2 separate regions of the Homo sapiens genome follow, and region 2 is linked to region 1. A link is a loop called in an ENCODE intact Hi-C map of the cell type or tissue named here. Cell type or tissue: endothelial cell of umbilical vein. All regions are shown on one strand. Each heading gives the region's core, and the rest is flanking DNA. Links, peaks and the distances in the headings are about the cores only. Region 1 overlaps LINC03082 (long intergenic non-protein coding RNA 3082). Region 2 holds the start of LOC105370355 (a long non-coding RNA gene).

Region 1 (15,661 bases), core at 3,755-11,754:
CTCCTAAGAGGAGGAAATTTATACCGAGACACACAGGGAAGACCTCAAGTGACCACAGAGGCAGAGACGGGAGCGATGTGGCTGGAAGCCGAGCAATGCCAAGGACTGCATCAGCACTAGAGGCTGGAAGCAGGGGAGACCCTTTCCGGAGCCTTCAGAGGGACCACGGCCTGTGGACCCCATGATTTTGGACCCTCAGCCTCCAGAACTGTGAAAAAACACACTTCTTGTGTCAAGCCCGAGGTTGTGGCAATTCATTGCAGTGGCCCGAGTGCACTAAGATCAAAGTCCTAAAACCTTTGTTTTCCATAGGAGGATATCGAGGCTCAGAACACTGTCCCTCCACAAAAGGGTGGCACTGCTAAGACTAGGCCCAGACCTTCTCCGTCAGCCCTGTTCTCAGGGATCCCTTGGCGATGGGACCTGAAGTTCTGGAGGGAGCTGCCACAGCAGCATGGATCCAGGAGGCTCCCGGGTCACATGCTTGGGGCAGTCGGAGGTTCCAAGTGTGGTGCCAAGTGCCCAGTTGAGTTGTTGGCACTTCTGGCCTTTGGAGTCACTCTGTGGACGCTGGTAAGTCATCAAAGAGGGTGTTGCCTCTGTGAACGTCAGGGGCACAGCCTAGCGGAGAGTGGGCCTTGGGGACATGGGGACCCCTAATTTAATATAGACATGGCACACAAGGCAGTGGAGGCAGCTCCTGTCAGCACCCTGGGGCGGCAGACAGGCTGGAACCTGTGGTCTCGGGATCAACCACCCTGGGAAGCAAAACGTACTTCCCGCCGTTCTCCACACTGAGGCGCCATTAACAAGGCCCTAGCAAGCAACTAGGCCTGGCTCGGGCAAGGCCGCCACTTCCGTAAGCTTTAGAGCCAAAGACAGCAGGTGCCCAAGGGAGGCACTGCACCAGTGTGAGAGTGTGAGTGTGCAACAGAACACACGTGTGTGAGTGTGTGACAGTGTGTGGGTTTGATTGTGAGCATGCTGTGATTGAGTGTGTGTAACATCATGTTAGGTATGGGCGAGTGTGCATGTGAGTGTCTACAAGCATGAGTGTGTCACAGAGTGTGTATGTGAATAAGTATAGGAGTGTGTGTGAGAATGTGTGTGCACGTGCAAGAGTGAGAGGGTGTGTGCGTGTGTGACTGCCTGTGTTGGGTGTGTGTGAGTATGGGCCTGTGTGTGTATGTATAAGTTTGTGAATAAGTGTGCATGTGTGTGGGTAGAGATGAGTGTGAATGTGTGTATATGTGTATGTGCATGAGGTTGTGTGGGCTGTGGATGTGCATTTATGAGTGTGGATGTGCAAGTATACACCTGTGTGCATGTATGAGTGTGTGTGTGAGTTTGTGAATAAGTGTGTGAGTGTTGATGTGGTTGTGTACATGTGAGTGTGTGTGTGGCTGTGGCAGTGTGTGTGTGTGTTTCTAAGTGAGTGTAGGAGTGCAAGTGTGGGCGGGCTCTGGCAAATGCATGGGAGCCTCAAGAGGCCCAGGAATGAGGCTGACCAGGCTGTGAGTGCACTTCCAGTAGGGATCCCTCCCAGCAGGGCCTGGATGCTGCAGCGGGCCTGCTCTGCCTGCTTTGTGTGGAGTGTGCTGCCACCCAGGGGAAGGCTCCTGGCTGACATGGCAAGTTGACATTGGTCTTGGGTGGTTTCTGTCTCTAGGCTCAGACAAGAAAAAGGACATATAGGGTGCAGGGGCCAGGAGTCAGGGACTAGCCCCGGCAGAGAGAAGGGGAAAGCGCCAAGACCCCAGGCACAGGCTTCAGAAACACCCCTACTGGACCATCTATCCACATCAGTGGGACCTCTTCCCCATTTTCCCCCTTCCCGTAGTCTAAGGTGCTTGCTGGCTAAGGGTATTAGAGGACACCAGGAGAGAGGCGTGGCCTGTCTCCCTTATGTGTCCCTAAACTGATCCTTACTGGAGATAAGTCCCCAACAATGTCTTGAATTTCAGGAAGCTTCACTTTGTTGTGTGGTCTGAAACTGCAATGCTACCCCGAGGAGCCTTGGAAATTCACATCACCATGCTCCTAAATACGCCTGGTTAACTGCTGGAGCCTTTTCATATGAAAAAGGAAACCCACTAACTGACGTTCCCACAAATCTCCTGGGTCCCTCGGGGTCTTTGAACTCTGCCTGAGAGACAGTTTCGTCACCCTCTGGGACAACAAATTCATACATTTCTATCTTGCTCCAGTTCCAAGAAAATGGCATTGTGTCCTTTAAAACGCAGTCAATTCTAAAAGCACACTTCTCCTTGCCTCCTCAAAGAGTGCTCACAACAGTGACTGATAGTTCATTCTTCTTCGTCTTCTTTCTTTAAGACAGTTTGTTCAGACTTTTTACTTACGTGCTGCAATACAGATTTTAAGAGCTCATTAGCATGGTACAGCAGCTGCACCTTTACAGGATCATGATCCTAATACGGAAAAGGCAGTTTCTGCGGCGGAGCGGTGCCTTCTGCAGGGCCCTGGCAGCCCTTGATGCTCCTGCTGTTGAGCTGTCCTGCAGCCGGGCCATGCACGCCTCCGCCTTGTTCCTCCCCCTATGGAGACAGGCGGCTGAGTCAGGCCTGTCCTCCACGGAGGGATAAGCCTGCCATGCACTCCCAGAAGCTGCCAAGTCAACCCCCAGCCGTCTCTTTCCAAGCGCTAGCTACTCCATTCCCTTCCCTCTGTGGAGCTCTTATTTCCCTACTGTCTAACCAGTCAGACACCACGTGCCCTTCAGTCCCAAGCTGTCCGCTCTGATCCCTTCGTGGAGTCTTCCGATATAAATAAACTAAACAAGGGAAAACCCACAGGGAAGAAGAAAGTCTGCAGGTTGTTTTAGACTCCAAACAGATAGGGATTGAGCTTGAAAGAGGGGCAACCGTAAATACCAGATCTTCTTGGAGAGCAGCCAAGTAGATCTGGTATTGACAGGTGCCCCTCTTTCACCTGGTATTGACAGGACCCCAATGGAAAATAGACATCATTGCATAGGCACTGATGAAACAGCACGCTTTGAAAAATAGCAAATAAAATCAGGCAAACTCTGCTGTTTTCAAAGTTAGAATCTCTTACTACGGAGTCTAGGATGGTCACATTAGCAGAATATTAGGCACAGTGGCTCATGCCTATAATCCCAGCACTTTGGGAGGCCAAGGCAGGCAGATCACCCGAAGCCAGGAGTTCGAGACCAGCCTGGCCAACATAGTGAAACCCCATCTCTACTAAAACAAATATAAAAAATTATTCAGGTGTGGTGGTGGGTGCCTGTAATCCCAGCTACTCGGGAGGCTGAGGCAGGAGAATCACTTGAACCTGGGAGGCGGAGGCTGCAGTGAGCTGAGATTTCGCCATTGCACTCCTGCCTGGGCAACAAGAGCAAAACTCCATTTCAAACAAACAAACAAACAAACAATATCAGCAGAAGATTAACAGACTAAGAAGATAAGGCTGGCCAGGGTGGCGGGCTGCGTGGCGGGCTGGGTGGCGGGCTGGGTGGCGGGCTGCGTGGCGGGCTGCGTGGCGGGCTGGGTGGCGGGCTGCGTGGAGGGCTGCGTGGCGGGCTGGGTGGCGGGACAGAACGGTGTCCCACGTGGCGCTTTCCCATCTCTGCTCACCCCCTTACCATCCCCTTGGCAGCTCTCCCAGATACCTTATCTAACAAAGACTGAGCCTTGTTCTTTTGGCTTAGGATTGACTTGGCGATGCGGGCTCTTTTTTGGTTCCATATGAACTTTAAAGTAGTTTTTTCCAATTCTGAGAAGAAAGTCATTGGTAGCTTGATGGGGATGGCATTGAATCTGTAAATTACCTTGGGCAGTATGGCCATTTTCACGATATTGATTCTTCCTACCCATGAGCATGGAATGTTCTTCCATTTGTTTGTATCCTCTTTTATTTCATTGAGCAGTGGTTTGTAGTTCTCCTTGAAGAGGTCCTTCACGTCCCTTGTAAGTTGGATTCCTGGGTATTTTATTCTCTTTGAAGCAATTGTGAATGGAAGTTCACTCATGATTTGGCTCTCTGTTTGTCTGTTATTAGTGTATAGGAATGCTTGTGATTTTTGCACATTGATTTTGTATCCTGAGACTTTGCTGAAGTTGCTTATCAGCTTAAGGAGATTTTGGGCTGAGACAATGGGGTTTTCTAGATATACAATCATGTCATCTGCAAACAGGGACAATTTGACTTCCTCTTTTCCTAATTGAATACCCTTTATTTCCTTCTCCTGCCTAATTGCCCTGGTCAGAACTTCCAACACTATGTTGAATAAGGAGTGGTGAGAGAGGGCATCCCTGTCTTGTGCCAGTTTTCAAAGGGAATGCTTCCAGTTTTTGTCCATTCAGTATGATATTGGCTGTGGGTTTGTCATAGATAGCTCTTATTATTTTGAGATATGTCCCATCAATACCTAATTTATTGAGAGTTTTTAGCATGAAGGGTTGTTGAATTTTGTCAAAGGCCTTTCAACCCTTGTGGAAGTCAGTGTGGCGATTCCTCAGGGATCTAGAACTAGAAATACCATTTGACCCAGCCATCCCATTACTGGGTATATACCCAAAGGACTATAAATCATGCTGCTATAAAGACACATGCACACGTATGTTTATTGTGGCACTATTCACAATAGCAAAGACTTGGAACCAACCCAAATGTCCAACAATGTTAGACTGGATTAAGAAAATGTGGCATATATACACCATGGAATACTATGCAGCCATAAAAAATGATGAGTTCATGTCCTTTGTAGAGACATGGATGAAATTGGAAATCATCATTCTCAGTAAACTATCGCAAGAACAAAAAACCAAACACCGCATATTCTCACTCATAGATGGGAATTGAACAATGAGAACACATGGACACAGGAAGGGGAACATCACACTCTGGGGACTGTTGTGGGGTGTGGGGATGGGGGAGGGATAGCTTTAGGAGATACACCTAATGCTAAATGACGAGTTAATGGGTGCAGCACACCAGCATGGCACATGTATACGTATGTAACTAACCTGCACATCGTGCACATGTACCCTAAAACTTAAAGTATAATAATAATAAAAAAAAGACCGAGTCCTCCAGCCCTAGTCACGCCCTCTGCTGGCCACAGCCCCCATCAACACCTTGACTGCAACCTTGTGAAAAGCCCTGAGCCAGAGCCTTCCAGCCCCACGGCTCCTAAACTCTTGACCCATCAAAACTGAGAAGATAAATGGTTTTGTTTTAAAAACTAATAATAAATTAGAGACTCAGCATGTTGCTGTCCTTGAAAACTGTAGTATCTCCCTAATTTCCAAATCTCCAGATCTTCGTAGGCTGTGTTAGTTATCTGCTGCTGTATAATTAAACCACCACAAAATTTACCTGCTTCAGACAACCTACATTCATGACCTCACAGATTCTGTGGGGTGGGAATTCAAGAGCAGCTGAGCTGGGTGTTTTGTATAACGTGTGGTTTGTAAGGATGAGGAAGCCAGTGGGGCAGGAGATGATTGCCATTGAAAGACAGTTTGTTTCTCACAGTTCCCAGGAAGAAAAGCACAGGGGCACGCCACACCATGGTAAGGGGTCACGCCACACCATGGGGGGCACATAGGGAAGCTCCAAGTGGGTCAAGGGGCAGAGGGAGCAGACGAGACCTGGGTTCTTGCCTTTACTGCGCTTTGTGTGGGAAAAGTGAGGTGAGGCACCATCAGCACACTTGGGGGTGTCTGTCCTAATTGTCTGCTGCTGGCCCCGGGGCACCTAGGGAGGGTGAGCATTGGCCCAGAGTGAGCAAGCCCTATAAAGGTGGTGGCTATGGTGTGGGTTCCAGGTTGGTTTGCACCCACAGCATGCTCAAAGCATGTTTGCTGTCTCTAGGAATGAGCTAGCCCTGGAAGGGGCAGGCTCTCTTGTGTCAGCAAGGAGATGTGTCATCAGAACTAAAAAGGTATGATGAATACAGGGTGTTTCTGGCTCCTGCTGTCTTATGAGGTTGCAATCCGGATGTCAGCCAGGGCCACAGGCATTGGGAGGCTTGGCCAGAGCTGGAGGATCATGTTTAATGTCATCCCCCTGCTGTGGGCCAGAGGCCTCAGTTCCTTCCCACTTGGGTTCCTGCAGAGGGCTGCAGGGTATCTGCATGATAAGGCACCCAGCTTCTCCAGAGTAAGAGGCCCAGGAGAGAAAGTAAAGAGGAACTGCACAGCCTTTGTGCAACCCAATCTCAAACATCGCACATCCTCATGCTGCCTGATTGTGTTTGCTAGAAATGAGTTGCTAAGTCCAAACCACACTCAAGAAGAGGGGAATGAAGCTCCATCTCCTGAAGGGAAGAATGTCAGAGCTCGGTGTGAGTTACCTTTAGGGCCACCATACAGGCTGGGGCAGCCTCCCCTCTCAACCCCCAGCCGCCCATGACCCTCGCCCCCACGCCTTGCTTTTTAACAAAGGGTTCACGCCAAAATCCTGTAGGGAGATTTTTCAAATCCCCATGCCCAGGATCCAGCCACTTAGAACCTCCAGAGGAGGGATCCTGCCCGGTGCATTTGGGGAAAGCATTCCATGTTATCTGATGAGCTCCCTGATTGAAACACAGCCCTAGGACGCACTGGAGTGTCTGCCACTGCATACATTTGTTCTGTGCTTGGTCTCTCCATGTATGTCTCAGGCAGGGTTGTTGGAATGCCCGTTGTCCCCATCTATGTGGGGAACACTGTACCCTCCTCAACCTGCTGCAATGCCATCTGTGATATGAATGCTTCCCAGAGCCCTCACCTGGCACAATGAATTGCTCCTTTCTCCGTCCTCCCAAATCACTGCAGACAGAGCTCGGGTGAAGCCCAGAGTACGTGCTGATAAAAGCAGAATGTGTGTGCTTTTCCTTCCAGCTAAGCCGGGAACCCCCCAAGGGGAGACCCAGTGCCACATTTACACTCATGCCCCCACATCTGTCACTGGAGGGTGGCTGGCTTGTATTGGTAAATGAATGACTAAGGGAATGACACACGGTCAGTCTCTGAGAGCATCTTCAAGAGATATTTGGGGAAAAGGGCAGGTTTCCTTCCTAAATGTTAGCTGTATCCTTCAAACAAGCTCAACTTCCTGCAACTGTGTGTTTATATACAGATCTTATGTAAACTCTCCTTGAGGTGGTTTGTTTTCATTCCAGATGTTTGTTTCATAGCCCTTCTATGTGCTATTCTCTTTTTCCTTGGCAACTTGACCTTTTTTTCTCTCTCTTCCAGCTCAAATTCATACCTTCGAGACTTGGGCTGCCCCCTCTCCTTCTCCCTGCAGCCTTCCTTGACATTCTCCCATCTCTGAGGCCAGTGGAGTTTCTGTCTTTCCTCAGGTGATTTATCCTTCTTTACATATTGTCTTATATTGCTCTCTGGTGGTTTTATGTGCTTTGTCTGATCTCTCAACTCTTCCATAAATTCCTGAGAGTGATACTATGTCTTCTGCCAATTTTGTCTTCCCTGTAGCAGAGTTTGTTTTTCTACTGAGCATTTAGCAACTGTGTGTGACTTGATTGATGTTTTTAGCAGGTTCACCTCTTAGAGTAACACACTCTACCTGCTGTCTACAGAGGTGATTCCAACTGCATAATGTCCCTGCAATTTTTAAAGAAAACAACAGACATATGATGTCCTGAGTGTGATGTCCAGGCTGTGGGAGGTGTAACAGTCTCACTGCACTCTGAACTAGGTGGACCTGTCCAGTGAAATAGGTTATGGGTACTGTTAGGAAAGGTTAAAGAACCTGAGATAGTTCCACTACTTTTTAAAAAGACTATATGTTTTTATGACCATTATCTCTTCCAGTCGTATCACATGAGGTATGCAGGGCAGCACTTTTTCTCTGTTAGCCAATGGGTTGAGGTCCATGAGGCCAGGGGACTTGCCTAGGCCATAGCTGGACTCCTCTCATTCCTCTGCGCCTCAGTGGTCTCTCTCCGGCTGAGGAGAAGCAGCCACGGTAAGACGATTGATCTGTCCACCGACACTCGAGGATGTCCCAGAACAGTGCAAGGCATAGGTGTGCTCTGAGTTCTGTGGGGCGTGGCCAGCTGCAAAAAGGTGCAGGAAGGGCGGAGACTGCCCAACAGGAGAAAAGTGCCTCAAATCTTGACGTGGCTACCAGTGAATTAAGCTGCCATGGTCAGAAGGGAGTTTCCTGAAATGTTCAGCATTTAAGCAGATGCAGCTGCAGGCCCTGCATCAGAAAACCAAAGGATGCAATATAAGAAAACCAACTGGATCTGATTAAAATCTTCAAATGTGTGCAAATGGTAGAGAACCCACAATTCCAGTAAGTTGTGTGCTTTATAGAAGACCATGAAGAATTGAAATATTTCCTTCTGTTGTGTGACTTACGTAATTTGAACGAACATAAAACACACCGACATATATTTGCTAGAGCATAGCTTGCACGTATGTTTGTGATAAATCAAGTTGACTGCTTTTTTTAAAATTCACATTTGTTTTCTATTCAGTTTTGTATTTTGTGTTGTGTTAGAAAAGAAGACACAGATACTGAAGATATAGGAGAAAAAGTAGTGAGTTTTTTTTTTAATGGAAAACGTCTATCCATTTCCATTTCTTTTTGTGCTTGCGTGTTTTCCTCTGCCATCATTTGATCCTCTACCCGCTAAAAAGCGGGTTTTCCTTCTGGGACTTGGCGCAAGCGCTCCTAGGCCAGGCGCGCGCTTAGGTCTGAGACCGGCCGAGGAGCAGGGGCGCCCTCTGGAGGCTGGGAAGGGAAGGACGCGGTTCCCCGACCTGAGCCTCCAGAACCGGGCGCCGCCGGAGACCCGCCAAGACTCCAACTCACAGAACTGGAAGGCAATGCATCCGTGCAGTTTTCAGCCCCGAGTGTGTCGCAATGTGTTACAGCAGCAATAGGAAGCTAATACGAGCATTATCCAAGGGAAAGACTTTTTTTTTTTTTTTTTTTTTTTGCTGAGATCCTTGGTAGACAAGGGGATTGCAAAACAAGGAAGAAAACATAGGGGAAAACAGAGCATAATTTTACCAGAATTATCTAAATGTTTTAAATAACGAAAAAGTGATGCATTTTGCTATGGAGGGCCGTGTGTGTGTGTGTGTGTGTGCACGCGTGCAAATGCAAACTCATGCATTCAAACATCTGCTTAGAATATTCCATGTGCATTTAGCTGGAGTCAAAGGAAATTTTTTTAAACGATAAGATTGGCCCACTCTTCAAGAGTGCACCACAATAGGACATGTGCTGCGGGGGGCGAGTGTTGCATGCGATGGGATCGGTGCTTTCACAGAAATGAGCAAAGGTGGTGTGGGAACGGAAAAGGGAAACAACACAGCCTAGAAGGCCGGGTGGGGACTAGGACCCTCCAGAGAGATGATGACTTGTGAGCTCACATTGGCAGTGGGTGGCCATCCTGGCTGGGCAGAAAGGGCAGCAGGGAGAGAGGCTCAGAGGCAGGAACGCCCATGCTGGGCCCTCAAGGTGCGGCAATGCCCTGTATGGCGGGGAGTCAGGAGCGGAGCAAGGGGCCGATTTGACACTTCCCTGCCCTTTGGGGAAGTTCCTCTAAGGCATCTAACGCTCTTCCCAGATGAGCTTTAAATACCCCGAGACACAATTTCTGAACCTCCTGAGAGTTCATTTCATGTTACCATGGGTTTCCCCTTTTTCCTTCGGTCACCCCAGGAGCGTCTCCATCATCCTTTCAACAGTTATTTAAGGGAAGAATTGTAAGGAGTTTTCCTCTGGGGCGTGGGGAGCAGAAGAGTTAGGCACAAAGAGAAAAAAACATGGAAAGGAAAAAAATTAGAGGCAAAATTCTTTTGTATGAACATGAGTCAACGACTATTTTTATGAGAATTACTCTAATTTTTTAAAAAATATTGTGCTAGACACAATTCCACGTAGAGCCATTGTTAGAAAATTTCAGGACTTCAGGAAAATCTCCCACTGGTATTATCTGCCTGCACCTCCAAGGTATGTTTATTTAAGAATTTGGCTTAAATAAAATATGAAGAAAAACAGCCACTAAATGACCCCGATCAATCCATAGCAAGCACAAAAAGAAAGGAGGTAACATGAAATGGACTCTCAGGAGGTTCAGAAGGCGGGAGGCGGTCCCTGCTGTCTCCCATGGGAGCTGGGTACCAGGTGCCAAGCAGGAATTGGGGGACCTGAGCCCCCCCTTTTTTTTGAGGCAGAGTCTTGCTCTGTAGCCCAGGCTGCAATGCAATGGCACAATTTTGGCTGACTGCAACCTCCACATTCCCGGTTCAAGCAATTCTCATGCCTCAGCCACCTGAGTAGCTGGGATTACAGGTGTGTGCCACCACTCCTGACTAATGTTTGCATTTTTAGTAGAGATGGGGTTTCATCATATTGGCCAGGCTGGTCTCAAACTCCTGACCTCAAGTGATCCACCCACGTTGGCCTCCCAAAGTGCTAAGAGTGCAGGCGTGAGCCACCAGGACCTGCCTGGGACTTGAGCCCTTCTCAGCACCTGTGATTAGGTGCTGTCCTGGCTGCCTCCTTGGTCCCCACCTACCCGAACATTAAAGAAAATCTAGGTCTCTCAAACAATTGAAAAAAACAAACAAACAATTTGTCATACACTAAGGTCAACCTTTCCTCCACCATTAAACTCATGCTTCTCCCCCTGAGGTGATAGATGCACCCCCAATATTCCCCTTATCACAACATGTTGATTGACAAGGAAGCGCAGTGCTCTGGGCCCCAGCATCCAGCAGAAATGTGGGAGGCCCCCCCAGCTTCCAACCTCTGACTGCCCGTGCCGGCTGGACCAGCTTGGGCTTCCAGTCCAGCTCCGTGAACATGGGGAAAATGGGTCCTTGCGGGCTTCCTGCTGGAGCTCGTAGGGGAGCAGAGCTGCCTCTGTCGAGGCTTTCATGGGCTCGGTGCCTGCCCTTGACTGCCTCCCGTCCCAGGGGATGCACTAACCCTGCTATGGGAAGTGGCAGACATCCGGTTAAAAATTCAAGTCGATTAAAGGTGGTAGCATGCTCACAAGGGCTTACTAAATGGCTCTAAGAAAAAAAAAAAAAAAAAAAAAAAAACCCTGGATAATTTGGCATTTGCCAATTTCATGGCAAAAATACCCTGCCACGGCTGATTCCAGGTCCTCACAAGCACACCACTGACAGCAGACCCAAATGTCAATAGGGAAACCATGAGCGTTTCCCGTGGAAACATGGGGGAATTCCTCCGCCGTCTTGGGATAGAGCAGAACTTGCAAACTGGTGATTCAGTATAGAGAAGCCTTTAAAAAGTTGAAAATTCTGAATTTGTGTTAGGAATTCTACGTGCCAACATGGAATATTAATTAAAATAATTTTAAAATACCATAGACAAAATTGAGTTCAAAATCAAGGACAGAAATATATGTAACTTTCATCACAGATATTCTAAAAAAAAAATTACTTTTAAAAAAGACTAACCATCCAATAAAAAGTATGAAAATGACAAGAACAAGAGTTTGAGAAAGAGAAAAATCAGAGGATCCTTTAATAGCTGAAAAGATGCTCAACTTCACTCATAGTATTTTTGACCTAGACTCATTTCCATAAGTTTAATAGTACACCTTGTTGTTGCGGCTGAAGAGAAATAGTCATCTTTGTGTACTGCTGGTGGTAATGTAAATTGATGCTGTTTTAGAGGGAAAATGTACAATATCTATCAAAATTTAAAATGCTAGGCTGGGCACAGTGGCTCACACCTGTTATCCCAGCACTTTGAGAGGCCGAGGCAGGTGGATCACCTGAAGATAGGAGTTCAAGACCAGCCTGGCCAACCTGGCGAAACCCCATCTCTACTAAAAACACAAAAATTAGCCAGGCATGGTGGCGCATGCCTGTAGTCCCAGCTACTCGGGAAGCTGAGGCAGGAGGATTGCTGTAACCTGGGAGGCAGAGGTTGCAGTGAGCTGAGATCATGCCACTGCACTCCAGCCTGTGTAACAGAGTGAGACTCCAACTAAAAATAAATAAATAAATAAATAAAAATTAAAATTAAAATGCTGATACTTGTTGACCCATTCCGGGAAGATACCCTACAGATATGCCTGCACATGGTTATTTATGGCAAAATTTTTGGTAAGAGTGAAGTGTTAGAAAAGCAACTCAAGAGTCCACAAAAGAGGACTAGTTAGAGTGTGGTACATCCATAGTATGCAATATATGCAGCTGTAATGAAAGAATGGAGCAAATTCTATGCATATTGGTGTTTAAAGCTCTCCAAGGTAGACTAAATTAATCATAAAAAAGCAAAGTCAGACATGTGAATTGTATGCAATCTTTTGTCTAAAAAACTCAAGAAAAAAAGAATAAAAATATATTTATTTTATATGCATTAATACATACTAGAAGCAGATAAACAAATGATTGTGGCTTCCTAGGGTGGTAGAGATGGGCACAAGCAGGAGGTGAGTGAATGGAACAGGAGAGATTTCTCAGTGTTTTACTTCTTATTTTTGAAGCATATGAATGTTACCTATTCAAAAATTTATGTTAATAGGTTTACAAAATAAATAACAACTTAAACAAGTTTAGGTCACAGCTGGTAGATTCCAGACCTTAAATGGACCCACCCTGTATCATGCAAACTTTCTAAAGATAGAATGCTTTGTAGCTAAGCGCTAAGTGTTCCTGTTACTCCTCTCATGATAATAAAAGAGTAAAGAGAAGTATTGATAATAAGAGCTGGTGTCCTTGGAGCATACCTTGTATGCTGGGGACACGGCTCAGTGGTTTGTGTTATGTTGTATACTCCATGATTATAATGACCATTTCATAGAAGAACCTACTGAGGCATAGAGAGGCAGAGGCGCAGCCCCAGGTTCACAGTTGGTTATTACAGAGTCAGTGCTCAGGGCCAGCCCCACCACATTGCGAGGCAAGGTCTCTTTCAGGTGCTGTGTGCTGTGGCATTCTGCCATCCCTGGGGACACACGGTTACCCAAGGGGCAACATTCCACCTTGCAATGAAAACCTTAATCGGGGACTTGCTGTGCCCTGTGGATGTTTTATCTTCAGAGTAGTCGGCATCAGGGAGATGCTGGGTTTCCCAATCAAGAATTCATCATCCACAAAGCTGAAGATGAAACCCAGCCCCCCGCTGCGGACATTCACTGTACCCCCACACTGTGCACACATTGTGGCGTGTGCAGGGCACACCTCTGTGTCCTCTGGTCAGTCCCTGACGCAGTGATGGGGTAAGCCACGCCATTCACCACGTTTATGTGGCACCCACCTGAGATGTTGACCCAGTCTCTGTGAGTCACCTTCTGTGAGTGATTCACTAGCAGTCCATGTTCTTCTATGCCACAGCATCCGTGTCTCCTGCTTCTCCCCTCTTCACCTCTCTTGGACTTCGTCTCATTCTCCCCTGGCCCTTCCCTGCCGCTCCCCCTGGCTCCCCGCGTCTCTTCCTTCACCCTCTTCCATCCTTCTCCCCTCTCCCCACTAGCAGTTGTGCCAGGCTCCTTAGAGACACGACCTGCTGTTTCTCTACTCTGTTGTCCTCCACAGCCTTCTGTAAGATCGAATGTGGAAGAAACTGCCCATTCTGCGAATGTGCTTGATAAACGGAAACGCCAAGAAGATCCCTAAATCCATGTTATTTTCTAATGGTAGCTTCTGCGACCTGTGAATTCTATGGAAAGGAGCTGGCTATTTTTGAAATCAAGGAAATTGACTCTATATTTAAGTAAATTCTATAGCTAAGTAAATACAAATATTATACTTAAGTAAAATTCTATAAGTAAAACAAATTTCATATTTAAGTAAAACAATTCTATGTTTAGGTACAAATTCTATATTTAAGTAAATTCTATCTTTAAATAAAACTGTATTTCTAAGTTTTCCCATATTAGTTTTGTCCCTCCAGAGACTTTAATATGTAGGTCTAGAGATGTCTACGAAACACGACAGTGAAAACCAGCACCTGCATGGACCCATCTGTGTGTGGTTGTAAATCAGCAAGTTACCAAGCCAAATGCACCCATTTCACTTTCTCACCATGATTAGACTGTGCTGTGTCATAGGAGGAAGAGGGGGCTGTCACAGGGCAGCAAGCAGACATGCCTTCATCTTCATATGATTTCACTATTTTGTAAATGGTTTCTCAGTTGCTTTATAAAGTTAAATAAACCTGCATTGTGTAACCCAGCAATTCCACTTCTAGGTATTTACCCGAGACAAAAGGAACAATATCCACAAGGCTGTGTGGCTATGTATAGCTGCTTTAATCATAATAGCCCCAAACTGGAAAGAACCTAAATGTCCATCACCAGGCGAATGGGCAAACAAATTGCGGTGAATTCATATCATGAAACTACTCAGCAATAAAAAGAAACAATTCCCTGAGTACCTAACAGTGTGGACGATCTAAAACCATGCAGAAGAAAGAAGCCAAACAGATAGAGTGAGTCCCCCTCTACGAAGGTCAGGAACTGGCAAAACTGACTTGTAGGGAGAGAAGTCAGATCAAAGGTGGGAGGATTGTAATTGATGGGAACGCCCTCTGGGTGATGGGAAAGTTCTGTATTTTGACATGATTTGGGTTATATGGATGTATGCACTTGTCAAAACTGATTTTAACACTTAATGTCTGGAAATTACACTTCAAAACTTTGTTGAATCACTTTGTTGGTCCTTTCCATCGCCTGCTTCACAGACCAGGGGAATGTACCTTTTGGTAAAAGCAGAAAACAAACAAAACGATGAGACCAGAACTACGGCAACCAGCCCAAGCACCACTTCGAGCTCCAGGAAAGCTGTGTGATGCTGAATAGACTGCTCAACCTCTCTGAGGCTGGTGTTCTTATCTTCAAACGGGGATAAAAGATCTACCAGTCTAGGTGAGTGTGCACAACAAATGGTATATTCATTTGCTAGGGCTTCAGTAAGAAAATAGGACAAACTGGGTGGCTTAAAACTGCAGGAATTTACTGTCTTATCATCCTGCAGGCTAGAAGTCTGAAATCAAGGCATCGGGAGGCCATGCTCCAAGACTCTGAGTGGAACCCTCTTTGCCTTTTCCTGACTTCTGGTGGTGCCGGCGGCCCTTGATGTTCTTGGCTCTTTAAGCATCTCTGCAACCTCTGCCATCATCTTCACACAGCGCCCTCCCTGTGCATCTCTGTCTTCATACGATGTTTTCTTCTTTTCATGAGGACAGCAGTTATATTGGGCTACAATCCACCCTACTCTAATATGGCCTCATCTAATCATACCTGCAATGACTCTATTTTTAAATAAAGCCACATTCAGAGGTACCCAGTTTAGGACATGAACTTTTCGGGAGACACAGTTCAACTCATCACAGAAAATAATCAGGGGTCTGGACATTCTGTGTCAATGAGATTGAGCCACTAGTTGTTAATAGTATTTCACTCATCTCTGCTGATATTTTTAAAGAACATGTGAAAGGGGTGAGGTATCTGATAGAAAGCCCTCCCTCATGTAATTGATGAGATAAGGGTTCTAATTTTCCCCACAGAAGTTATAAAGAGCACCTGAGCTGTCAGCCAAATCAAATTGCCAGTGGAAAGCAGGTGAACCTAAGGAAGCCATGGGGGTGAGACGTGCCTGGGCATGCCCTGTTCATGGTGGCACCGACCCACACAGCATTCATAGAATTCATACCTTCCCGGAGCTGG
Region 2 (15,661 bases), core at 4,329-12,328, 1.8 Mb before region 1:
GATCAAAAAATTTCAAAACAGCGTATGTTGTTCCATCAGCCTAGATCCCTCAGAAACTATATTGAGCAGAGAACTCCCTCACCCGGCCACTTGCTCTGTGAGATTCATGATGGAAAGGCAATGTGAACAACAAATAAATTTCTATTGTCCAAAGTCACTGATATTATAGGCATGTTTGTTTCTGCAGTGTAATTGAGCCCATCTTGACTGATACTTTCCAGAATTAATTTTATCGTGCCATCTCATTCAACCTCCTACGACTCCCATAAAAAAAAACGCAGCCAGGGCATAGAGCCCATGTATTAATTTCCCCTTAGATAGCCCATTGCCATGCTCTTCTTTGACAACCTTGACATTATCTTCCATATCAGATACTGCTGATCTGAGCTTTGTTCTCAGTGCCCTTGGGCACTGTGTTCTCCTGGTCAGACTATACCCCTCCTCCTCAGGGACAGCTTTATCTGCCCATGCCCTGCTGCCTGAATGAACCAAATTACAGAGAAACTCATCCTGTCTTAGGTGTAATAATTCCCTGACTTCCACTGTAGCCACACACATACAAACAAAATGTACAATTAGAAAGGAATGTTTGAAGAAACAGCTGGCTTCTTGGCATGCCACCTGTGCCCAAGGACCCACACTCAGAAAGCCTCTGTGCTTACTTTAATGCTCCACTGTTGCCATCTTGGAAATCTTAATCATTTTTGAGCAAGGGTGCTGATATGGTTTGACTGTGTCCCCACCCAAATTTCATCTTGAAATGTAACTTCCACAATTCCCACATTTTGTGGGAGGAACCCAGGGGGAGGTGATTGAATTATGGTGGCAGGTCTCTCCTGGGCTGTTCTCCTGATAGTGAATGAATCTCATGAGATCTGGTGGTTTTAAAAAGGGAAGTTTCCCCGCATGAGCTCTATTCTCTTATCTGCCGCATGTGAGACATGCCTTTCACCTTCTGTCATGATTGTGAGGCCTCCCCAGCCATGCGGAACTGTGAGTGTATTAAACTTCTTTCTTTTGTAAATTGCCCAGTCTCGGGTATGTCTTCATCAGAAGTGTGAAAACAGACTAATACGGGCACCTACACTTTTATTTAGTGCTGGGCCCTGAAAATTAGGTAGCAGTTCTATTAGAAGATATTAGAGAGAAGGAGTAGAGGATAAGTTAAGAGCCTCATGTCTTGTGCCAAAAGTCTAGCATTCAAATCCTAATTTGCTTCCTAATTTTATAACATTAGTAACACTGAATTTGTGAAAAAAATGCACATGTAAAAACACTCAGAATAGTACCTTGCATATTATATGTGCTAAATACTTTTGCTTAAAAGATACACATGCCTATACCCACATACACAGACATAACAGGAGGAATTTGAATTTGAATTCAAAAGAAGGAAAGAGAAGTGTACTGTCTGGTTTCATTTTAGCAATGAAAACCAATGTGGAAGCTAAATTGGCCGGAAACTGAGGAATATCTGGTTTTGTTATCTTGTATTGTTGTTTTGTTTTAAGATATCTTGGGTAGACAGGGAAAAAAATGAGAGAGAGAGAGAGAGAAGGCAGAGCAGCACCCTGGAATTTAGAACACCGCTCTGCTCCATCCATCAGGTCATAGAATGACACCCAGCAGTGCGAATGAGAAACAAAACAGCTCTGACTATATCCCACCCCAGAGGCTACATATTTCCAAGATGTAGACAACTGGGGCAAAGACTTCAGCATGAGAGCAGAAGGCTGCCCTAAATTTAACCTTGCAGGAGTGAAAGGGAGCCAGGATTCAGGAATCGGGTGGCAGCAGCAAGAAAACAGAATAAAAGGGAGATGGATGAGGAAGAAAATGTGCAGGAGGAAGATCATTTCTGGGGCCTGGGCGTGACCATATGGGACCACCCTGGAGGTGTTAGCTGGGGACGAGTAGGGAAGACAGGGCTGTTTGGTCTTCACCCCTCAGGACACTCACACCCCCACCCCACAGCCTCCCTTTACAATGATAAGAAGCTGGTGAACCCTCACAGGGGTTTTTCCAAGGGAGGGAGTATATGGTGGAGGCTCCCGCTTGCCCATGGAACAGGAGACACTGTATGGAAAGCACCACATAAGGAAGGATGGTGTAGAGAGTTTGTGAGAATAAAAACACAGCCACGATTGTATTTGCATTTCAGATAAGACTATTGCATAATACATGGCAATCTGACTGTCTTGGAAATTAAGACAAATTGTTTTAATTTTTTCTCAAGCATAAGCCCCAGAATTGACAATGCTTCTAGATAAGAGTCCAAAAATCACAGCGAAAGTGAATAAGATGTTTCTAAAATAACAAACCGCCTAATGAGGAATCCCCTCTACCCCTCTGGAATGTCATCACCCAGTTTCAGAGTGGACATCGCCAGAGGTGACAACTTATCATTGTATTTAAAATCTGTGTCTCATGTACATAACTAAGATGTGGTTTGTACACTCAAAGCCCCATCTCACCACGTTCTAGGAAAGGAAAGCTAGTTCAAAGTAAGTTCCATTTAACCTACATTATCTGAGTGGATACAAGACAAAGAGGTAAGTTCCAACCACTCATGAGTTTGAGAGGCTGTAGTCATTTTCATTTATGACACTGACTAATTGGAATTGTAGTGATTGCTTGAGTGTTAACTCCAGGACGGTACTTGATAGCTCACCTCTGCAAAAGTGTGGTGAAAGGGACCCTACATTTCTCAAGATGAATTACACTTGGTGACTTTTCTGCAGGAAGAGGGGCCAACAAACACTGCTGATTACCTGCTCCATTGCCAACACATTCTATTTCAATAACCACAGTTGGTGCAGTGATAAACAAAAGAAGGCTCTTGCCTTCAAAAAGTTGCATCACGCATTTGTTAAGCCATGTTTGCAAGCCATCTTAGATAATCTCATGCCCATTACTAAATGCCTCAGCAAATGCCACCACTTGTGTTTCCAAAGTAGACTCTTCTTGTTATTTTTACAAATTAAAGAATTAGAAAAACAATGCAGGCATAAGGACTTTACATATGGATAGTTTATGGTAATTTTGTCCACATATTATAACTACAAATTAAGGCAATATGTAGTAAATAATTCTTTATAGATAGGCAGTAAATTTTAGTTTATAAGAAGACAATGAGCAGAGTGGTTTATTGATTACATCGATGGAAAAGAGGTTGCATGTTTGAGATCAGGGTCCCAGGCTTTCTGTTAAATAGTCTTTTTTAAAAAAAAATTATAAGTTTTCATCAAATCAGTGACAAATTCTGCAATATTTAAATAATTTAATGAATGGCAGAATAATCTATTTTTCAGAAGTTTTTTTTTTACATCAACTTTTAAACTATTTATGACACTTCTGTTGAATATATTGCAGATAATGGTTATCTGTTTTTTTCTTTCCAACTTTTAGGTTCAGTGGCTGCATATGCAGGTTTATTGCATGGGGAAATTTCATGTCGCACAGGTTTGGGGTATGGATTATTTCATCACCCAGGTAATGAGCATAGCACCCAATAGGTATTTTTTCAATCCTTACCCTCTTCCCTACATCCACGCTCAAGTAAGCCCTAATGTCTATTGTTCCCTTCTTTGTGTCCACGTGTACTCAATGTTTAGCTCCCACAAATAAGCGAGAACATGTAATATATAGTTTTTTGTTCTTGCATTAGTTTGCTTAGGATAATGGCCTCCAGCTTCATCTATGTTGCTGCAAAGGACATGATTTCATTTTTTATGGCTGTGTAGTATTCCATGGTGTGTATGTACCATATTTCCTTTTTTTTCTTTTCTTTTCTTATTTTTTTGTTGTTTTGAAATGGAGTCTCATACTGTTGCCAGGGCTGGAGTGCAGTGGCGCGATCTTGGCTCACTGCAACCTCTGCCTCCCGGGTTCAAGCAATTCTCCTGCCTCAGCCTATTGAGTAGGTGGGATTACAGGTACCCGCCACCATGCCCAGCTAATTTTTTCTATTTTTAGTAGAGATGGGGTTTCACCATGTTGGCCAGGCTGGTCTCAAGCTCCTGACCTCGTGATGCACCCGTCTCAGCCTCCCAGAGTGCTGGCATTACGTGCATGAGCCACCGTGCCTGGCCCCCATATTTTCTTTATTTAACCTACTGTGGATGGTCATCTAGGTTGATTTCATGTCTTTGCTATTGTGAATAGTGCTGTAATGAACATATGTATGCATGTGTCTTTATGGTAGAATGATTTATATTCCTTTGGGTGTATATCTAGTGATGGAATTGCTGGGTGGAATGGTAGTTCTGTGTTAAGTTCTTTGAGAAATCTCCAAACTGCTTTACACAGTAGCTGAATTAATTTACATTCTTACTAGCAGTGTATAAGCATCCCTTTTCTCCTCAATCTCACCAGCATCTATTGTTTTTTGACTTTTTAGTAATAGCCTTTCTGACTGGTATGAGATGGTATTGCAGCAGGACAAGCCTCAGACAAAACCCCTCAGACACCAAGTTAAAGAAGGAAGGGCTTTATTCAGCCGGGAACTTCGGCAAAACTCACGTCTCCAACAACTGAGCTCCCCGAGTGAGCAATTCCTGTCTCTTTTAAGGGCATCTGTTATTTCTTGACTTTTTAATGTTAGCCATTCTGACTGGTGTGAGATGGTATCCCATTGTCGATTTGATTTGTATTTCTTGATCAGTGATGTCCAACTTTTTTTCATATGCCTTTTGGCCGCATGTATGTCTTCTTTTGAGAAGTATCTATTTATGTTGCACTGTGGTTTGAAAGTGTGGCCGGTATGATTTGATTTTTTGTTTTTAATTTGTTGAGGATTGCTTTATGGTAGAGCATGAGGTCAATTTTAGAGTATGTGCCATGTGCAGATAAGAAGAATGTATATTCTGTTTTGTTTGGTGTAGTGCTCTGTAGATGTCTACTAGGACAATTTGCTCAAATGTTTAGATCCTGAATATTTTTATTAATTTTCTGCCTTGAACATCCACCTAATATTATCAGTGGGCTGTTGAAGTTTCCCACTATTATTGTGTGGTTATCTAAGTTTCTTCATAGGTCTCTATGAATTGTTTTGTGAATCTGGGTGCTCCAGTGTTGGATGCATACATACTTAGGATAGTTAAGTCTTCTTCTTGAATTGAACTCTTTATCATTATGTGATGCCCCTCTTTGTCCTTTCTGATAGTTGTTGGTTTGAAGCCTTTTTGGTTTGAAATAAGAATAGCAACCCCTGCTCTTTTTTGTTGTTGTTGTTTTCCATTTGGTTGATAGATCTTTCCCCAACCCATACTTTGAGCCTATGGGTGTCATTGCATGTGGAATGGGCATCTTGAAGACAGCATACAGTTAGGTCTTGCTTCTTTATCCAATTGCCACTCTGTGCCTTTTAAATGAGGTGTTTAGCATGTTTACATTCACAGTGAATATTGATGTGTGTGCATTTGATCCTGTCACTGTGTTGTCAGCTGGTTGGTATGTAGAATTGATTGTGTAGTTACTTTATAGTGTCGATGTACTTAAGTGTGTTTTTATGATGGCTCTGATCAGTCTTTATTTCCATGGTTAGCACTCCTGCAAGGACCACTTGTAAGGCAGGTCTGGTGGTAACGAATTCCCGTAGCATTTATTTATCTGAAAAGGTAAATAATCATTTAAGGTAGATGAATAGAAGACATGACCAATAGTAGAGAGTAGTATATAAAACCCTGATTAAAAAAAAATGATTTCAAAACCTAGAATCCAGCTTTTTTTTTTTCTAAGTAATTTTTAAAGGTAAATTTGACCTAAACTTGTATTAGTCCATTCTTGCATTGCTATGGAGAAATACATGAGGCCGGGCGCGGTGGCTCACGCCTGTAATCCCAGCACTTTGGGAGGCCAAGGTGGGTGGATCACGAGGTCAGGAGATGGAGACCATCTTGGCTAACACAGTGAAACCCCATCTCTACTAAAAATACAAAAACTTAGCTGGGCGTGGTGGCAGGGGCCTGTAGTCCCAGCTACTCAGGAGGCTGAGGCAGGAGAATGGTGTGAACCCGGAAAGCGGGGCTTGCAGTGAGCTGAGATTGCACCACTGCACGCCAGCCTGGGTGACAGAGCGAGACTCTGTCATTAAAAAAAAAAAAAGAAATACATGATACTGAGTAATTTGTAAAGAAAAGAGGTTTAATTGGCTCATGGTTCTGCAGGCTGTACAGGAAGCATGGTGGCGTCTGCTTCTGGGGGAGCCTCAGGGCACTTTTATTCAAAGCAGAAGGTAAATAAGGAGCAGGCATCTTCCATGGCAGAAGCAAGTGTTGGGAAGGGGCGGTGGTGCTACACACTTTTAAACAACCAGATCTCTTCTGAAAACTTACTATCATGAGCACAGCATCAAGGGGATGGTGCTGAAACATTTATGAGAAACATCTCCTGATCCAGTCACCTCCTACCATGCCCCACTTCCAATATTAGAGGTTCAAATTTGACACAAGATTTGGTGAGGACACAGATCCAAACCATATCAAGACTCTTACTTTTTCTGAAATAATATAGCAAGTAAATGTTTTGACTTTGAGCCTAAAGGTTATGCTCAACCTACTGTATTATGTTTCTCCGTCAATTTCTAGCACTGTATTATTAAGAAGGGAAAATGTTGTTCTCTTATGTTAGAAATAACATTTGAAACTGAAAATAAGACTTTCACTTTAGAATCAATTGATATATTGCATTCAGAATGGGTCACAAATGTGGAAGTGTTTTCAGACTCTGGGACGTGTCTATGAGATAATGACCTGACAGTGAAATTACAGAAACTGTTCAAATAATGAAATGTAAAGACTTAAAAATTTCTCTTCAAAAGGAAGGACATCCCCCTCTCAAATAAAGAATGCAAAAAAAGAGAAAAAAGAAGGAAGGGAATAGTTTCAATATTTAAAGAGCAGTAACATGAGAAGATGAAATTAGAATCAATTGATAGAATGTACCGATTTTAAGACTTTCTTGAGATACAATACACATGCTGTAAAATTTTCCTATTTTAAATGTAAAATTAAATGACTTTAATATGTTTACAAAGTTGTGCAAGAAGTTACAGAATTTAGTTAAAAATATTACGAACTTGATATTAGAATCCTGGGAAGAGAGGACTTAAAGGAATATGCAAAAGAAAGAAAGGAAGGGAGAAAGAGAGAAGGAGAGAGGGAGAGAGGGAGAAAGAAAGAAAAGAAAAGAAAAGTAGGTTGAGAAAAGTTTTGATGTGCTCTTTGAGAGAACATGTCAATTTTAATATCTTTTCAATCTTAGAATATATTTAGATTTACAAAAAGTTACAAAATTTTGCTGATAGTACCTATAATTCCTCACCCAGTTTCTCCTATTTTTAATACATTACTCACAAAATATTTGTCACAGCTAAGAAACAATGATACATTGTTATTAACTAAATGCCATACTCTATTTGGATTTTAATAGTCTTTCCACTTATGTTCTTTTTCTGGTCCTGAGTCTAGTCACCTGTACCTCATTGCATTAACAGACATGTCTCCTTAACATCCCCTGGTCTCTGACAGTTTCTAGTCTTTCCTTGTTTTTCATACCTTGACAGCCTTAAGGAGTATTGGGTGTTTTATAGAGTGACTCTCAGTTTGGGTTTATCTGATATTTTTCTTATGGTTAGAAGGCGGTTATATGTCTTTTGGAAAATAATATCTTACATATTTCATCAAGTCAGGGTACATGATCACCTGGCCAGATAGTATTTGCCAAATTCCCAAGAGATTACTTTGAAATTCAGATTTTTTTTTTTAGTCATGAAACTATTTAACTGTACATGCCACATTAATTTGGAAACAAACCCACAAAATATTCAGGTTAGACAATGTAGCCTATTCCTTCCTTTACAGTGATGTACATGTGTATCACCACTAGAGGGAAGCACTTGAACAACTAAAGTGTACAGTCTGGGTTATTCTTAAACGCAATTAAATTGATGATAGACAAACACCAAAATTTATAAAACCATGAACTGAAAGAATATTAAGAGACCAAACAGATACTTTAAGTGTTTCTTAAAACCATATGCCATGCCTAATGAAAGTTTACGACATGGCAGCTTCTACTTTTTCCTATTTGTTGGAACCCATGGTTCCAGTTCAGTTCCAAATCAGTTGTGTACCTGAGGACTTTGACACACTTACAATCTCCAGACCTTGGGGGCAAAGAGAAGGGATGATGGCAGATAGCAGCTGTAGAGAGGGAGGTTAGAGGGCAAGGTCTACCCTAAATTGGTTCAGTCTTTATAAGAATTTCTTTCCATTTTTGACTTTAAACAGCTCCTCCTCAAATTAGCCTGGATTTCCCAGGAAACGGTTACTGGGATTTTTCCTCCGTCTGACATAATTTTTTCTGGTTCTTCAATGTCTTGACTTCCTAATCCTTTTCTAGATTATGAACACTTTTTTATCTTCAGCCCAAAATATGCACATCCTTGACTGATGTACAATGAGATACACCTGCCCTTTAACTATTGTTTTTATTGATGTATCCTGACACCTACACATAGCACATACTTGTCTCCTTCTGTTTATGTTTTTAGGCTATTTATGTGTCAGTCACTGCTCTAACACAATTTCATCTATTATCTAATTTAATTTTTAAAAATTAATTTCTTAAAACTAGTCAACTTTAGTTTTTTAGAGAAGTTTGTGGTTTATAGAAAAATTGAGCAGAAAGCACAGGGTTTCCACATACTCCCTGTTTCCTAACCCCACCGTTTCCCCATTGATGAAATCTTGCATTAGTTTGGTACATTTGCTACAATTAATGAACATTTTTATGCTTATTGAAAAACGTTGATGTGTTAACTCAAGTCCATAGTTTGCATTAAGAATCACTTTGTGTTGTACAGTTCTGTGAGATTTGACAAGTGCATGAAGTTCTGCATCCACCATTACAGTAATACAGAATATTATCGCTGCCCTAGATAGCCCCTGAGCTCTACCTCATCATCCTCTCTCCTCGCATTCAAACCCATGGCAATCGTTGATATGTTACCACCTCCATCATTTTGCTTTTTTCAGGATGTCATACAGTCGCAATAATTGTATGTAGCCTTTTCAGATTGTCTTCTTTCACTTAGCAATCTTCACTTAATGTTCCTCCATGTCTTTTCATGGTTCGATATCTCATTTCTTTTTATTGCCAAGTAGTATTCCATTGTGTGCATAATCCACAATTTGTTTATCCATTCACCTGTTGAAGGACATCTTGGTTGCTTCTAATTTTCAGCAATTATGAATAAAGCTGCTGTAAAAGTAGGATTTTGTGTGGATGTAAGTTTTTGACTTATTTGGACAAATAACCTCATACTGTGTAGCACGACTGCTGGATCAGATGGCCAGACTACAGTTAGCTTTGCAAGAAACTGCCAACTTGCCTTCCAAAGTAGCTGTTATCATTTTGCATTCCCACAAGCAAGGAATGAGAGTTTCCATTGCTCCACATGTTCACCGGCCTTTAATATTGTTGTTTCAGATTTAAGACATTCTAACAGGTGAAGAGAAGTGTTTTATTGTTGTTTTAATTTGCAATTCTCTAGTGACATATGATGTTAGCATCTTTCATATGCTTTTCTGCCATCTGTATATCTTCTTTGGTGAGATACCAGTTTAGATCTTTTACCCACTTTTTCATTGAGTTGTTTTCTTAGTGTTAAGTTTTAAGAATTCTTTGTATATTTTGGAGGCAAGTTCTTTGTCAGATATGAGTTTTGCAGACTTTTTTCCTCATCCATGACTTTTTATTATTTAAATCTAATTTGATTTTTGTAACAACTCATGGGGCAGATGCTGTTATTAACTGTATTTTACAGATGAGGAAATAGTGCCATAGAGAAGTTATATATCTTGCCCAAGGTCTCAAAAACTAGTGTGAAGTGTATCTAGAATGCAGAGCCAGGCAATCTGAGTGCAGTTTGTTAAGCTTTCTGCTTCATCACCCTTGTCCTAAGCACTCATTACATTTGCATCACAGGCCGCTCATACTCAGCTGAGACCAGTTATGATCATGAGCCCCTGATATTGGTCTGTTTTTCATTTGTGTTACTCTGGACACTAATGCTTACTTAGAAATGCAAGAAAAAAGAAGAGCTATGGGCTAGCAATAGTAAATGTTTAAGAACAGATTTTAAATACTGTAAAATCAGATATAGCCTTTAAAATGTTTGATTGAGACCAACAGGAGGTGATTTTTTACTGTCAGTGACTAATGAGATGGTTTTTTAAAGAATCACATTTTAAAATCTGCTGTAACTTTCACATAGAAAAGAATTTTAGCCTTTTCTTTTGTGGAAGGGAAAATGAAACTTCAGGAGTGAGATCTAGTGTGCAACTATCCTCATTTTAATCACTTTGGCCTAGATATGTTCCACGGAAAGAGAAATAGTGTTCCGTAGTTTGCTTAATCAAAGGACACCCACAGAAGAAAAGGTGTATGGGTGACATCGTGGGTGCCTCACCAACGGAGCCAATCTTTCTCAAAATGTGCTGAGATCACCAACACCTTCTAATATCAAACTATCAAACTGAATGACTTCTTTCAGGCCTTCCCTAGCTTAAATTCGGAAACTTTTCATGATGTTCAGAATCTTCTTACTATTCTTAGGTATACATTAATTTCCAATGCATCTAAGTCTAATATAGTGATAACCATTTAACTATTGATCTGTCTGCCTCTCATCAACTCATCTTTCCATCTGTCCGCCCACCAATCCATCCATCTGTATGCCATCTGGAGCCTCCCTGCCTTTCAGAAATTGCGTACCTTTTCCGGAATCTAATTCCATGGTCCCTAACATCCCAGCGCTCTACCTCATCATGCTTCCTTTTGCTTCTATTTTTCCTTGTCGTAACACTCTTTCCTTCTCCTATTGTAGCCTGGATGCAGGGCTTAATCTCACTCATCAAGTTATATTTCAAATCCACCATTCTTAAGCATTTTGTGATTTCTTTCTTTTTTTTTTTTTGAAAATTCAGAGGATCATGAGGGTTCATGACATTCCCAGATGACAATCACCTCTACGGACTTGTGGCCCACATCTCCCTGGCTTCTTTCCTCACTTTACCTCTCTTCTTTTCCCATTGCCTCCATAGTCTCCAGGGTATCAAGGCAATCACTGGTCTTTTGCTTTGCAGGATATGCTTTTCACCGTATCCTGCCCTCTCTGAGTCTCACCAGCCAACATTTACTTACATTTTTTTTCCCACCAAAATATTTTTGTGTTTCTAGCAGTGGTTCTGGGAGGAAAATATTCATACTTACACACACACACACACACACACACACACACACACACACTCCAGTAAGCAAATATCATTGTTGACACTTTCATATCACCATGAATTTGATATATTAGACAGTTTATCACTTATGGCTACCCTATTTTGCCTTGAAGTGGCACATTTACATCCTGAGAGCTATTATTTCTCTTACAGGAAGAAAAACAGCAAATATGTAAATTGACATCTAAATAAGCTTTGCTTTCCTTAAATAGTTTCCTGGTCTTGCCCAGGAGTCTGTGCTGAAGCTCTGGGTGCAAAGCTCACTAAGTGGCCTTGGGCTGCTCTTCCCTTATTCTTTTCCCCCTGAGCTTTCTTATCCATAAATCTGAATGAAATTCCAATCTTTGTTCCTTACAGAACTGCATAGAGATCCAAAAACAATGTCTGCATAGTGTTTTAAAACTGTCAAATGCTAAGCAAACATAAATTCTTGTATTTGTTCTCAAAAATTAATTAAATAAATGAAATAATGATTATATAACATATTCAATGAAGAAAACATCTCCCAATTCTAAAAGTGCTTTTAAATTTCTCATTTTCACGTATTATACAATATGAAACACTTCTAGGCACTCAGAGATTGTGAATCGTTTTTGTTCTGCTGTGGCTGTGAGTTGTTTAAAACAGGAAGTAGTTTCCACATAGGGCTATAGCAAGGGGGTGGAGGGTGAGAAGCAAAGACTTATTTACCTAAGAAGACAAAGCAAGGACACTGCAGTGGCAGCCTCTGCGTGTCACCCTTTGGTGAGCCTCCTGACTGGATCTCGGCGGTGGGCCCTCACCACTCTGCCAAGTTTCATAGTGTGCTCTGAAGCTTAACGCTTAGTACCAGTTAATCTAATTCCTTAGCCACTCATCAAATTAATTTTAGAATAGCTGGGTTCAGTAAAGCTTTTGAGTTGGGGATACAAAGATGGTGAGGACAAGGTCCCCACTTCCAGGCAATTTGAACTGAGTCCCTCACTTCAAGTCCGTCACCTCTCTTCTCACCTCTTTGGAAATGCAGAGCATACCCTGCTGTCTTTATCCTCCTATTATTATTCACACCAATTAGGAGAAATTTGAGGCCAGAAACTGATGATCCTTTAACTACAGAAATATTCATTAATTGGCAGCTTGCTGGCGAATTGGCTTTGTGAGCTCCATTATAGGGAATTTCCCATGTTTTACATCAATGATAGCATTCATAATAATTCAAATAGGAAGAAAAAATGCTTGCCTTAATGCCACTCCTTGTTTTCTTGATTGCCCTCATTGTCGTGAGTTGCTTGTAAAATCAGCTAATAAGATTGTGTTATGTTTATACTGTGTTGTATGGTATATGTATTCATCTGCGAAGACTGCCATGACAAAATACCACAAACTGGATGGCTTAACTAAAACAGACCTATTATCTTTTTCTTTTTCTTTTCTTTTTTTTTCTTTTTCTTGAAACAGAGTCTCACTCTGTTTCCCAGGCTGGAGTGCAGTGGCAAGATCTTGGTTCAATGCAACCTCCACCTCCCAGGTTCAAGCAATTCTCATGCCACAGCCTCCTGAGTAGCTGGGATTATAGGCACCTGCCACCACGCCTGGCTGATTTTGTATTTTTAGTAGAGACAGGGTTTCACCATGTTGGCCAGCCTGGTCTCAAACTCTTAGCCTCAAGTGATCCACCTGCCTCAGCCTCCCAAAGTGCTGGGATTACAGGTGTGAGCCACCATGCTCAGCCAGAGACTTATTTTCTCATGGTTCCGGAAGCCAGATATCTGAACGCAAGGAGTCACCAGGGTTTGTTTTTTTCTGAGACCTCTCTCCTTGGCTTGCAGATTGCTCTCCTCCTGCTGTGTTCACAAAAGGCTTTTTCTCTGTGCTGCGTCTCTGCTGTCTCTTTCTCAACATTAATCCTATTAGACTAGTGCCCAATCTTATCACCTTTAACCGAAATTACCTCTTTAAAGGTTGTGGCACCAAATATTATCATATTGAGGTTTACAGCTTCAAATACGGATGGGGGCACAATTCAGCCCACAGCAATATATCCATCCGTGTGGGTTTCTGCTGCATACACTCCGGGGGTTCTGCTTCTGCTTACAACCTCCAGGGATTTATTTCCTGGCTCCCAATGTCAACCTTGAATATCAGGAGTTTGCAGCCACCACTGTGGTTTTATTTAGTGATCTATTATGGATCTACTATCCATTAATTCTTAAATTCTTTGAAGCTCTTTATACTGTCAGCTAGTGTTTCCTCTTGGGTAATAAGTTTGACATGTTGTTTTTTTCTAGAGGAAAATGGTGGCTAGGAGGCAGGACTAAATTGCAACTCCCACTTGGATGGAAAAAGCAGCATGTGGAGACTCACATCGCGAACTTTTGCTCCAAGAACTACCACAGGAAAATACCAAGAGAGCCAAGAGAATCCACAGACACTTTGAAGGAAGCAGATTGCTCCTGCAGGCTCCAGGAGGCAGCCCCCAAACTGTGAGTACCCAAAGTGTGAAAGTATACAAGGGGGCCCGTCCATCCCCAAACATGCACCCTCACTGGGGATCCTGACGGTCCAGATCACGGAAGAAGGATTTGGCCTTCCCTAAAGCTGAGACAATTTAGAGAGCTGAGTGAAATACAAAGGTAGAAGAATCAGCAGAAAGCACCCTGTGGGCTCTCTCGGTACCCAGGGAAGCCATTTCTGACTTTTTCTCTCAGAGGTCTTTGGGGAGGGCTGCAAGAAGAACTGGGAAAAGACCACAGGGAGAAGGAAACTTCCAGCTGAATTTTGTAACAATTTCAATGGAACGCAAAGTTTCCTGGACAGAACTCAGGGAAGGGGGTGAATCAGGAGTGCAGACAAAGCACAGAAGCTGCAGTAGGTGGGGAGGCACAAGATCTGAAAGCCCTGCTTGCTTTCACAGCCAGGAGGCTGGTAGCCTGAGGCAAGTTGTCAGCCCTGCTCACCCACTGTCTGGAAACAAACTCCCTGCTGTTGAGGGGAGCACAGTAGGAATGAGACTGGCCCTTGAGTTGCATGGGGAGCTGGGTGAGGGGTGTAATTGCCAACTTTCCCCACTTCCCTGACAACCTGCATGACATAGAAGAGGCAGGCAGAATCCCCCTGGGAGCATAACTCCATTGGCCTGAGGAACCATGCCCCCATCCCCCAGAGCAGCCACAGCAAGCCCCGGTCAAGGAGAGTCTGAGCTCAGGCAGGCCTAACCCTGCTCCCACCTGTTGGTCTTTCTCTACCTGCCCTGGTAACCAAAGACAAAAGACTTATTCTCTTGGGAGCTCTAGGGCCCCACCCACTGCCTGATCCACCCTATACTATCACAGCTGATGCTCTCTTGAAGGCAACACCTCCTGGCAAGAGGTCAACCAGCACAAAAATAGTGCAATAAACAAAACTACAACTCACAGTGTCCATTTCATTCCCCTGCCACCTCCACCAGAGCAGGCACTGCTATTCCCAGCTGAGAGACATGAAGACAGTTCACATTACAGGACTCTGTGCAGACACCCCCTAGTACCAGCCTAGAGCCCGGTAGCTCCTCTGGGTGGTTAGATCAAAAAGAGGCATATCAATTACTACAGTTCAACACGCAGGAAGCCACATCCCTAGGAAAGGGGGAGAGCACTACATCAAGGGAGCACCGTGGCCTGGCGCAATTGCTCATGGCTGTAATCCCAGCACTTTGGGAGGCCGAGGTGGGCGGATCATGAGGTCAGGAGATCAAGATCATCCTGGCTAACACGGTGAAACCCCATCTCTACTAAAAAAAAAAAAATTACAAAAAATTAGCCGGGTGTGGTGGGGGGCACTGTAGTCCCAGCTACTCAGGAGGCTGAGGCAGGAGAATGGCATGAACCCAGGAGGCGGAGCTTGCAGTGAGCAAGATCGCGCCACTGCACTCCAGCCTGGGGGATGGAGCAAGACTCTATCTCAAAAAAAAAAAAAAAAAAAAAAAAAAAAGAGAAAAAGGGAGCACCCTGTTGGACAAAGAAATCTGAACAGTAGCTATTGAGCTCCAGATCTTCCCTCTGACGTAGCCTACCCAAATGAGACGAAACCAGAAAAACAATTCTGGGAATATGATGAAACAAGTTCTTTACCACCCCCAAAAGATCACACTAGCTCATCAGCATTGAATCCAAACCAAGAAGAAATCGCTGAATTGTCAGAAAAAGAATTCAGAAGATCGAGTATTAAGCTAATCAAAAAGGCACCAGAGAAAGGTGAAGTCCAACTTAATGAAATCAAAGAAAGGATACAAGATGTGAAGGGAAAAATCTTCAGTGAAATTGAGAGCATAAATAAAAGGAATCACAACTTCTGGAAATAAAGGGCATGCTTAGAGAAATGCAAAATGCACTGGAAGCACTCAGCAA

Evidence for each region. Hi-C counts contacts between places; a loop is a spot of excess contacts. Peaks named below come from ENCODE experiments on the same cell type or tissue, not always from the same donor. Only the 100,000 strongest peaks of a DNase experiment are listed, where the experiment ranks them.
Region 2: a loop joins it to region 1, with 18 times the contacts of the local background. A loop is called at or near these places in 3 of 110 quality-filtered maps.

Annotation. Positions count from the first base shown.
Region 1 is chr13:110,107,484-110,123,144 of GRCh38, forward strand. All of the region lies in intron 1 of LINC03082 (long intergenic non-protein coding RNA 3082), which reads right to left. LINC03032 (long intergenic non-protein coding RNA 3032) reads left to right here and starts at 14,219. Exons shown (of 3, transcript NR_148221.1): 1 at 14,219-14,444; 2 at 14,677-14,860; 3 at 14,970-15,661. RefSeq lists enhancers at 8,721-8,840, 13,167-13,666, 14,321-14,420, 14,903-15,661. In endothelial cell of umbilical vein, for the core only: CTCF peaks have their summits at 5,141 (motif pointing left) and 8,749 (motif pointing left); a DNase peak (open chromatin) is centred at 8,698; H3K27me3 peaks cover 1,401 bases.
Region 2 is chr13:108,314,521-108,330,181 of GRCh38, forward strand. It overlaps LOC105370355 (a long non-coding RNA gene), which reads left to right and starts at 13,509. Exons shown (of 3, transcript XR_007063863.1): 1 at 13,509-13,759. RefSeq lists an enhancer at 12,099-12,731. In endothelial cell of umbilical vein, for the core only: a CTCF peak has its summit at 7,909 (motif pointing right); no DNase peak of the experiment used is centred there.